Regions from separate parts of the Homo sapiens genome. Here region 1 is linked to region 2. Evidence: chromatin contacts called from ENCODE Hi-C data. All regions are on one chromosome and are shown on one strand. The core of a region is the stretch at or near the end of the contact, and the rest is flanking DNA. Distances in the headings are between cores, read along the strand shown.

The links. A loop is a pair of places that touch in the nucleus more often than their neighbours do. Pooled maps may share reads with other maps.
Region 1: a pooled map shows a loop between it and region 2 (2.8-fold over the local background). The contact joins the enhancer-like site here to the promoter of CSF2RA in region 2. A Hi-C loop is called at or near these places in 2 of 168 maps with a recorded cell type or tissue (CD14-positive monocyte and GM11168), 3 of 37 single-sample maps with no recorded cell type and 4 of 50 pooled maps.

The regions. Positions count from the first base shown.
Region 1 is chrX:1,314,104-1,318,162 of GRCh38, reverse strand. It overlaps a transcript of CSF2RA not described here. Among named protein-coding and RNA genes, the nearest start is that of IL3RA, 21 kb to the left of the region's middle. Within about 2 kb of position 1,467, at least 3 of the 41 ENCODE cell types and tissues checked have a DNase peak (open chromatin) inside an H3K27ac peak, as active enhancers do; they include CD14-positive monocyte, where a contact is called at or near this core.
Region 2 is chrX:1,266,477-1,270,653 of GRCh38, reverse strand. It overlaps CSF2RA (colony stimulating factor 2 receptor subunit alpha), which reads right to left and starts at 1,840. Exons shown (of 13, transcript NM_172245.4): 1 at 1,775-1,840.

The DNA of each region.
Region 1 (4,059 bases), core at 218-2,717, 48 kb before region 2:
AAAAAAATTAGCCGGGCGTGGTGGCGGGTGCCTGTAGTCCCAGCTACTCGGGAGGCTGAGACAGGAGAATCGCTTGAACCCGGGAAGTGGAGGTTGCAGTGAGCCGAGATCGCTCCACTGCACTCCAGCCTGGGTGACACAGTGAGACTCTGTCTCACAAAAAAAAGAAAAAAAAAGAAAAGAAAAAAATTAGCCAGTCATGGTTGTGCATGCCTGTCATCCAAGCTACTAAGGAGGCCGAGGTGGGAGGATTGTTTAAGCCTGGGATGTTGAGGCTGCCGTGAGCCAAGAGTCGCCACTGCACTCCAGCCTGGGCAAAGGATCTTCCTAGCAATCTCTTACTTTCCCTCAATAGAATTCCTCTTTTCCCACTCCAGGAGAGAAGATCCAAGCCCCATTAGAATTTCTCTTCTTCCTCTTCTTCCACTCCAAAAGCTTGTACCTCCCTGGGAGCGTGGGTCTTCATTCTGAAGGCTTCTGTGCGTGCACGTTACAGAAATTTGCACGTTACAGAAATGGTGACCTGAGATGATACCATTGCACTCCAGCCTGGGTGACAAGAGCAAGACTCCGTCTCAAAAAAAAAAAATAAAATAAAATAAAAATAAAAAAAGCTGGGCGTGGTGGCTCACGCCTGCAACCCCAGGACTTTGGGAGGCCGAGGCGGGCAGATCACCTGAGGTCAGGAGTTCGAGACCAGCCTGACTGATGTGGAGAAAGCCCGTCTCTACTAAAAATACACAATTAGCCGGGCGTGGTGGTGCATGCCTGTCATCCCAGCTACTCGGGAGGCTGAGGCGGGAGAATCGCTGGAACCCGGGAGGCGGAGGTTGTGGTGACCTGAGATTGTACCACTGCACTCCAGCCTGGGCGACAAGAACAAGACTCTGTCTCAAAAAAAAAAAAAAAAAAAAAAGCTGAGCGTGGTGGCTCACGCCTGTCATCCCAGCACTTTGGGAGGCCGAGGCAGGCAGATCATAAGGTCAGGAGTTCGAGACCATCCTGGCTAACATGGTGAAACCTCGTCTCTACTAAAAATGCAAAAAAAATTAGCCGGGCATGGTGGTGGGCACCTGTAGTCCCAGCTACTCGGGAGGCTGAGGCAGGAGAATGGCGTGAACCCGGGAAGCGGAGCTTGCAGTGAGCCGAGATCGCGCCACTGCACTCCAGCCTGGGCGACAGAGTGAGAGTCCGTCTCAATAAAAAAAGAAAGAAAGAAAATATGCATGTCTTGTTTCTTAGTAATCTATCTAGTTCATTGTTAGTGATTATTCAGCAAACCGTTAGGGGGGCAAGCGTGTTGGCCCCACGCCCTCAACGCCTCTGTGTCTGGGGCGTCGGCTGCTGGTTTTGTGTCCACACAGGAAGACAGAATTAGGGAACTTGCTCCCCACGGCATGACTCAACAGGATGAGAGACGCAGGCACGGATGTAGGAGGTGGTGGTGCTGTTGATCTCATTCAGGAGAACCCAGGCGTTGGGGAGCCCCATGACGCCGGTGTTCCCTCCCGCGTGGATGGGCAGGGGCTGAACGTGAGTCTCCATGGCTCTTCCCGGGCCAAGCCCATCTCCAGGACATACCTTTCTCCTGTCGCTTGTTAGACGCTGTGCACTGAAGACCTAGCCTTACCCAAAGGGAAGTCTTGCCTTGGGTCTTGGCTGGAGGGTGGTGATACCTCAGGTCCTGGAATGGCCCCTGGTAGTATCTTTGCTGGCCTGGGGGCTTTGGATGGTTCACCGTCTAACAATGTGATTTAAGGTGAGGGTCTTGGAACAAGTGAGATCAGTTCCAACTTCCAGGAGGGAGCCTGAGAAATAGCAGATAGATCCCAACTACCTCTCTGTCTGTCTGTCTGTCTATCTATCTATCTATCTATCTATCTATCTATCTATCTATCTATCATCTATCTAATCTATCATCTGTCATCTATCATCTATCTATCTACCTATGTATCTATGTATCTGTCTATGTGTCTATCTATCCATCTGTCTAGCTCTTCTATCATCTATCTAATCTATCATCTATCTATGTATCTGTCTATGTATCTATGTATCTATGTGTCTATCTATCCATTTATCTATTCTATCTATCTATCTATCTATTGATCTATCTATCTGTCTATTGGTCTATCTATGTATCTATCTATATATCTATCTATCTGTCTATCCATCTATCATCTATTTTCTATCAATCATCTATTTATCTATCATCTATCATTTATTATCTATCATCCATCTATCATCAATCTATCCATCATCTATTATCCATCTAGAGTCTATCTATCTGTCATCTATCCATTCATCCATCTATCTATCCATCTATTTATCCATTCATCTATCTAATCTATCTATCTATCTATCTATCTATCTATCTATCTATCTATCTATCTATTATCTATTTTATCTATTTTCTATCTATCTATCTATGTCTATCATCTATCTAAAATTCATCCATTATGGCTGGGCAAGGTGGCTCACGCCTGTAATCCCAGCATTTTGGGAGGCTGAGGCGGGCAGATCACTTGAGGTCAGGAGTTCGAGACCAGCCTGGCCAACATGGTGAAATCCTGTCTCTACAAAAAATATAAAAAATTGGCTGGGGGTGGTGGTGCACACGTGTAATCTCAGCTACTCAAGAGGCTGAGGCAGGAGAATCACTTGAACCTGGGAGGCGGAGGTTGTAGTGAGCTGAGATCGCGCCACTGCACTCCAGCCTGGGTGACAGAATGAGACTCTGTCTCTTAAAACAAAATAAAATAAAATAAAATTCATCTATCATCTATCTATCAAATATCTATCAGTCAATCATGTATCTAGCTATTATCTGTTACCTATACATCTATTCATCTATCATATATATTTTTCATCTGTCATCTATCAATCATCTATCTGTCTTCTATATATATCATCTATTTTTTAAATTTCTTTTGAGACCCATTTTCACCACACCTGTCCTCATCATAGAATCTGTCTCCCCTCCCTCTCTTTTCTCCACCTGCACAACCCTGATCTCACGCAGGTGACCGATGACCCTCCCCCCCACAGTGTGACTCCCACCTGCATGCATCTTATAAACAGTCTTCTCCAGTTTAGGCATGCAAAGGATTGAATGTCTGCATTGCTCTTCCTTTGGTGCAGTGTGGTTGGGCAGGTGCAGTGGGGTTGGGCAGGTGCAGTGCGATTGGGCAGGCACAGTGGGGTTGGGCAGGCACAGAGGGGTTGGGCAAGTGCAGTGCGGTTGGGCAGGTGAAGTGGGGTTGAGCAGGTTCAGTGTGGTTGGGCAGGTGCAGTGCGGTTGGGCAGGTGCAGTGGGATTGGGCAGGTGCAGTGCGGTTGGGCAGGCACAGTGGGGTTGGGCAGGTGCAGTGGGATTGGGCAGGTGCAGTGGGATTGGGCAGGTGCAGTGGGATTGGGCAGGTGCAGTGGGATTGGGCAGGTGCAGTGCGATTGGGCAGGCACAGTGGGGTTGGGCAGGCACAGAGGGGTTGGGCAAGTGCAGTGCAGTTGGGCAGGTGAAGTGGGGTTGAGCAGGTTCAGTGTGGTTGGGCAGGTGCAGTGGGGTTGGGCAGGTGCAGTGGGGTTGGGCAGGTGCAGTGGGATTGGGCAGGTGCAGTGGGATTGGGCAGGTGCAGTGGGATTGGGCAGGTGCAGTGCGGTTGGGCAGGCACAGTGGGGTTGGGTAGGTGCATTGGGGTTGGGCAGGTGCAGTGCAATTGGGCAAGTGCAGTGCGGTTGGGCAGGTGCAGTACGGTTAGGCAGGTGCAGTGTGGTTGGGCAGGCACAGAGTGGTTGGGCAGATGCAGTGGGGTTGGGCAGGCGCAGTGGGGTTGGGCAGGTGCAGTGTGGTTGGGCAGGCACAGAGTGGTTGGGCAGATGCAGTGGGGTTGGGCAGGCGCAGTGGGGTTGGGCAGGTGCAGTGGGGTTGGGCAGGTGCAGTGGGGTTGGGCAGGTGCAGTGCGGTTCTGCAAAAGCTCCCTCTCAGCCAATATTGACAGCCTCTGCCCACCCATTCCTTGGAGAGGGTCCGTAGGTGCCAAAGAACACAGGGGAGGGGCTGAT
Region 2 (4,177 bases), core at 591-3,090:
TTACTAAACAGACCGAGGACTGAACAGACACAGAAACCTCCTGATGTGTTGATATCTTCAGAACAAAAGCTTTCATAGTGTGAGAATCCGTTTTGCTTTAAAAATGATAATATTGGGCCAGGCGCGGTGGCCCACACCTGTCATCCCACCACTTTGGGAGGCTGGGGCAGGAAGATAGATTGAGTCTAGGAGTTCAAGACCAGCCCGGGAAACACAGTGAAACCCTCGTCCCTACAAAAATACAAATATTTGCCAGGAATGGTGGCATTTGCCTTTGACCCAGCTACTCGGGAGGCCGAGATGGGAGGATTGCTTGAGCCCAGGAATTCAAGACAGCAGTCAGCTGTGATTGCACCACTGCCCTCCAGCCTGGATGACACAGCCAGATGATCTCAAAATAATAATAATAAAAAATATATAATATGTATATATACAATATTGATTACTGCAAAAGATAGTCATGACAAAGATGAATCCTTTATCAGTCACCCTTGTAGTGGAGCATCTCTCCCCACGACTTTTTTCTTTTAGTTATCTTTTTTTGGGGACAGAGTTTTGCTCTTGTTGCCCAGGCTGGAGTGCAACGGTGCAATCTGGGCTCACTGCAACCTCCGCCTCCCGGGTTCAAGCGATTCTCCTGCCTCAGCCTCCCAAGTAGCTGGGATTACAGGCACACACTGCCACACCTAGCTAATTTTTTCTATTTTTAATAAAGGTGTGGTTTTGCCATGTTGGCCAAGCTGATCTCGAACTCCTGAGCTCAGGTGATCCGCCCGCCTCAGCCTCCAAAAGTGTTGGGATTACAGGCATGAGCCACCGTGCCCGGCCCCCCTTTACTATCTTAATAAGCTTGCTTTCAGTTTGCAATGTGAACTTGCCTCCAGTTCTTTCTTGGGCAAGATCCCAGAACCCGTTCTTGAAGTCTGGATCAGGACCCCTTTCTAGTAACTAGTAACACCATCACACTCCCTCCCCCTTTCAGCTCTGCGTTCATCTCTTTTCATCTCTTTTTTTTTCTTTTTCTTTTTTTTGAGACAGAATCTCGTCTTGTTGCCCAGGCTGGAGTGCAGTGGTGCAATCTCAGCTCACTGCAAGCTCCGCCTCCCGGGTTCAAACGATTCTCCTGCCTCAGCCTCCTGAGTAGGTGGGATTACAGGTGCCTGCCACCACCATGCCCGGCTAATTTTGTATTTTTAGTAGAGACGGGGTTTCTCCATGTTGGCCAGGATGGTCTCGAACTGTCGACCTCAGGTGATCCACCCGCCTCAGTCTCCCAAAGTGCTGGGATTACAGGCGTGAGCCACCACGCCCGGCCGCGTTCATCTCTCGAAACGGCTTCCGGATGCCACAGATAGCTGTGAATTCACGTGATAATTCCGTGCTAGATACTACACCCCAACGCCCTGTAGCTTAGCAATGTACAGCCAATCATTAATCAATTGTTTTTTTCTGTAAACCAACGAGAATTCCCAGCAAACAGCTTCACAGAAGCCCCCTCCCTGTCCTCCAACAACACCTCCCTCTTTTTATTTTATTTTATTTTTTTAATTTTGCCTTTAAAAACCTGCATATAACAAAGGCAGAAGACAACTCATATGCAAGGTTCCTTGGCTCTCAGTCTTCTGGGCCGCTGTCCCCACTTCGGCTCGAGCCAACGTTTGAAATCTTATGTTCCAGTTCAGTCTCTTTCTTTTCTATCGACAGACACAGCAGAAACATGTACCCGGGTGACTCGACATGCTCAAAGACCACAGAAGGAAAGAACTTAGCTTACCCCCACGGCATCCGCTTCCTCTCCTTCCACCTGCTTTTCTTCTCTCGGAGACTCCCGCTTCTGAGTAGCTCCCTTCAGAGTTCCTCTGTGTCATCATACACTCCCTGCCCCTCCCTCCCCTGCTTCCTCATTTCATAGGATTGGGAAACCTGTAATTGCTCCGTGAGTTCATTGGCTCCTGACCTCGTCTCCAAAGACTGGCCCGTGGAACAGCTCAAGTGTGAGTCCCACACACATCTACACACACACACCTGCACACACATGTATGTCTGCACACACATCTGCACACACAGACCTGCACACGCACACATTCCCACACGCCCGCACACACGTGCACACACACTCCTGCACACATGCTTGCACGCGTGTGCATGTTTGCACACACACCTGCACACACAGACCTGCACACACACACATCTCCACACACCTGCACACAGTGCGCACGGGCGTACACACAGCTACACACACATCTGCACACACACCTGCACACATATGCATGTCTGCACACACAACTGCACACACAGACCTGCACACACACATCCCCACACACCTGCACACAGTGCACATGGGCATACACACAGCTACACACATATCTGCACACACATCTGCACAAACAAGCACACTGGCACAGTCCTGCACACACACCTGCACACACATACATGTCTGCACACACATCTGCACACACAGACCTGCACACTCACACATCCCCACTTTCCTGCAGGCACATGCATGTCTGCACACACAGACGTGCGCACACATCCCCACACACCTGCACACAGGGCACATGTGTGTACACACAGCTACACACACACATCTGCACACACACCTGCACGTACGTCTGCACAAACAAGCACAATGGCACACACACTTGTCTACACACGCACATCTGCACACACACCTGCACACACATGCATGTTTGCACACACATCTGCACACACAGACCTGCACACACATCCCCACACACCTGCACACAATGCACATGTGCATACACACAACTACACACACATCTGCGCACACACCTGCACACACATGCATGTCTGCACACACAACTGCACACACATCCCCACACACCTGCACACAGTGCACACGGGCGTACACACAGCTACACACACATCTGCACACACATCTGCACAAACAAGCACACTGGCACAGTCCTGCACACACACCTGCACACACATACGTCTGCAAACACATCTGCACACACAGACCTGCACACTCACACATCCCCACTTTCCTGCAGGCACATGCATGTCTGCACACACAGACGTGCGCACACATCCCCACACACCTGCACACAGGGCACATGTGTGTACACACAGCTACACACACACATCTGCACACACACCTGCACGTACGTCTGCACAAACAAGCACAATGGCACACACACACTTGTCTACACACGCACACCTGCACACACACCTGCACACACATGCATGTCTGCACACACAACTGCACACACAGACCTGCACACACACATCCCCACACACCTGCACACAGTGCACATGGGCGTACATAGAACTACACACACACATCTGTACACAAGCACATCTGCACACACACCTGCACACATATCTGTACACACACACACCTGCACACAGTGCACATGTGCATATACACAAGGACACATGCACATCTGCACACACATCTGCAAACACACACCTGCACACACATCTGTACACACACACACCTGCATACACATGCATGTCTGCACACACAGACCTGCACACACACGCATGTCTGCACACACAGACCTGCACACACACATCCTCACACACCTGCACACAGTGCACATGTGCATACACACATCTGCACACACACACATGCACACACACCTACACGCACGTCTGTACACACACCTCCATACACATGCATGTCTGCACACACAGACCTGCACACACACATCCCCACACACCTGCACACAATGCACATGTGCATACACACAACTACACACACATCTGCACACACACCTGCACACACATCTGTACACACACACACACCTGCATACACGTGCATGTCTGCACACACAGACCTGCACACACACATCCCCACACACCTGCACACAGTGCACCTATCCATACACACAACTACACACACATCTGCACACGCCTCTGCACAAGCATATTGGTGTACACACACCTGCACAGACACTTGCACACACACAAATACAGATGCCTTTTGTGCTGTCTACAAAATCATAAGAAACATCACGCAGGCCAGGGGCAGTGGCTCACTAAAAAAAAAAAAATACAAAAATTAGCCAGGCGTGGTGGCGAGTGCCTGTAATCCCAGCTACTCAGGAGGCTGAGGCAGGAGAATCCCTTGAACCCAGGAGATGGAGGTTGCAGTGAGCTGAGATGGTGCCATTGCCCTCCAGCCTGGGCAACAAGAGCAAAACTCCGTCTC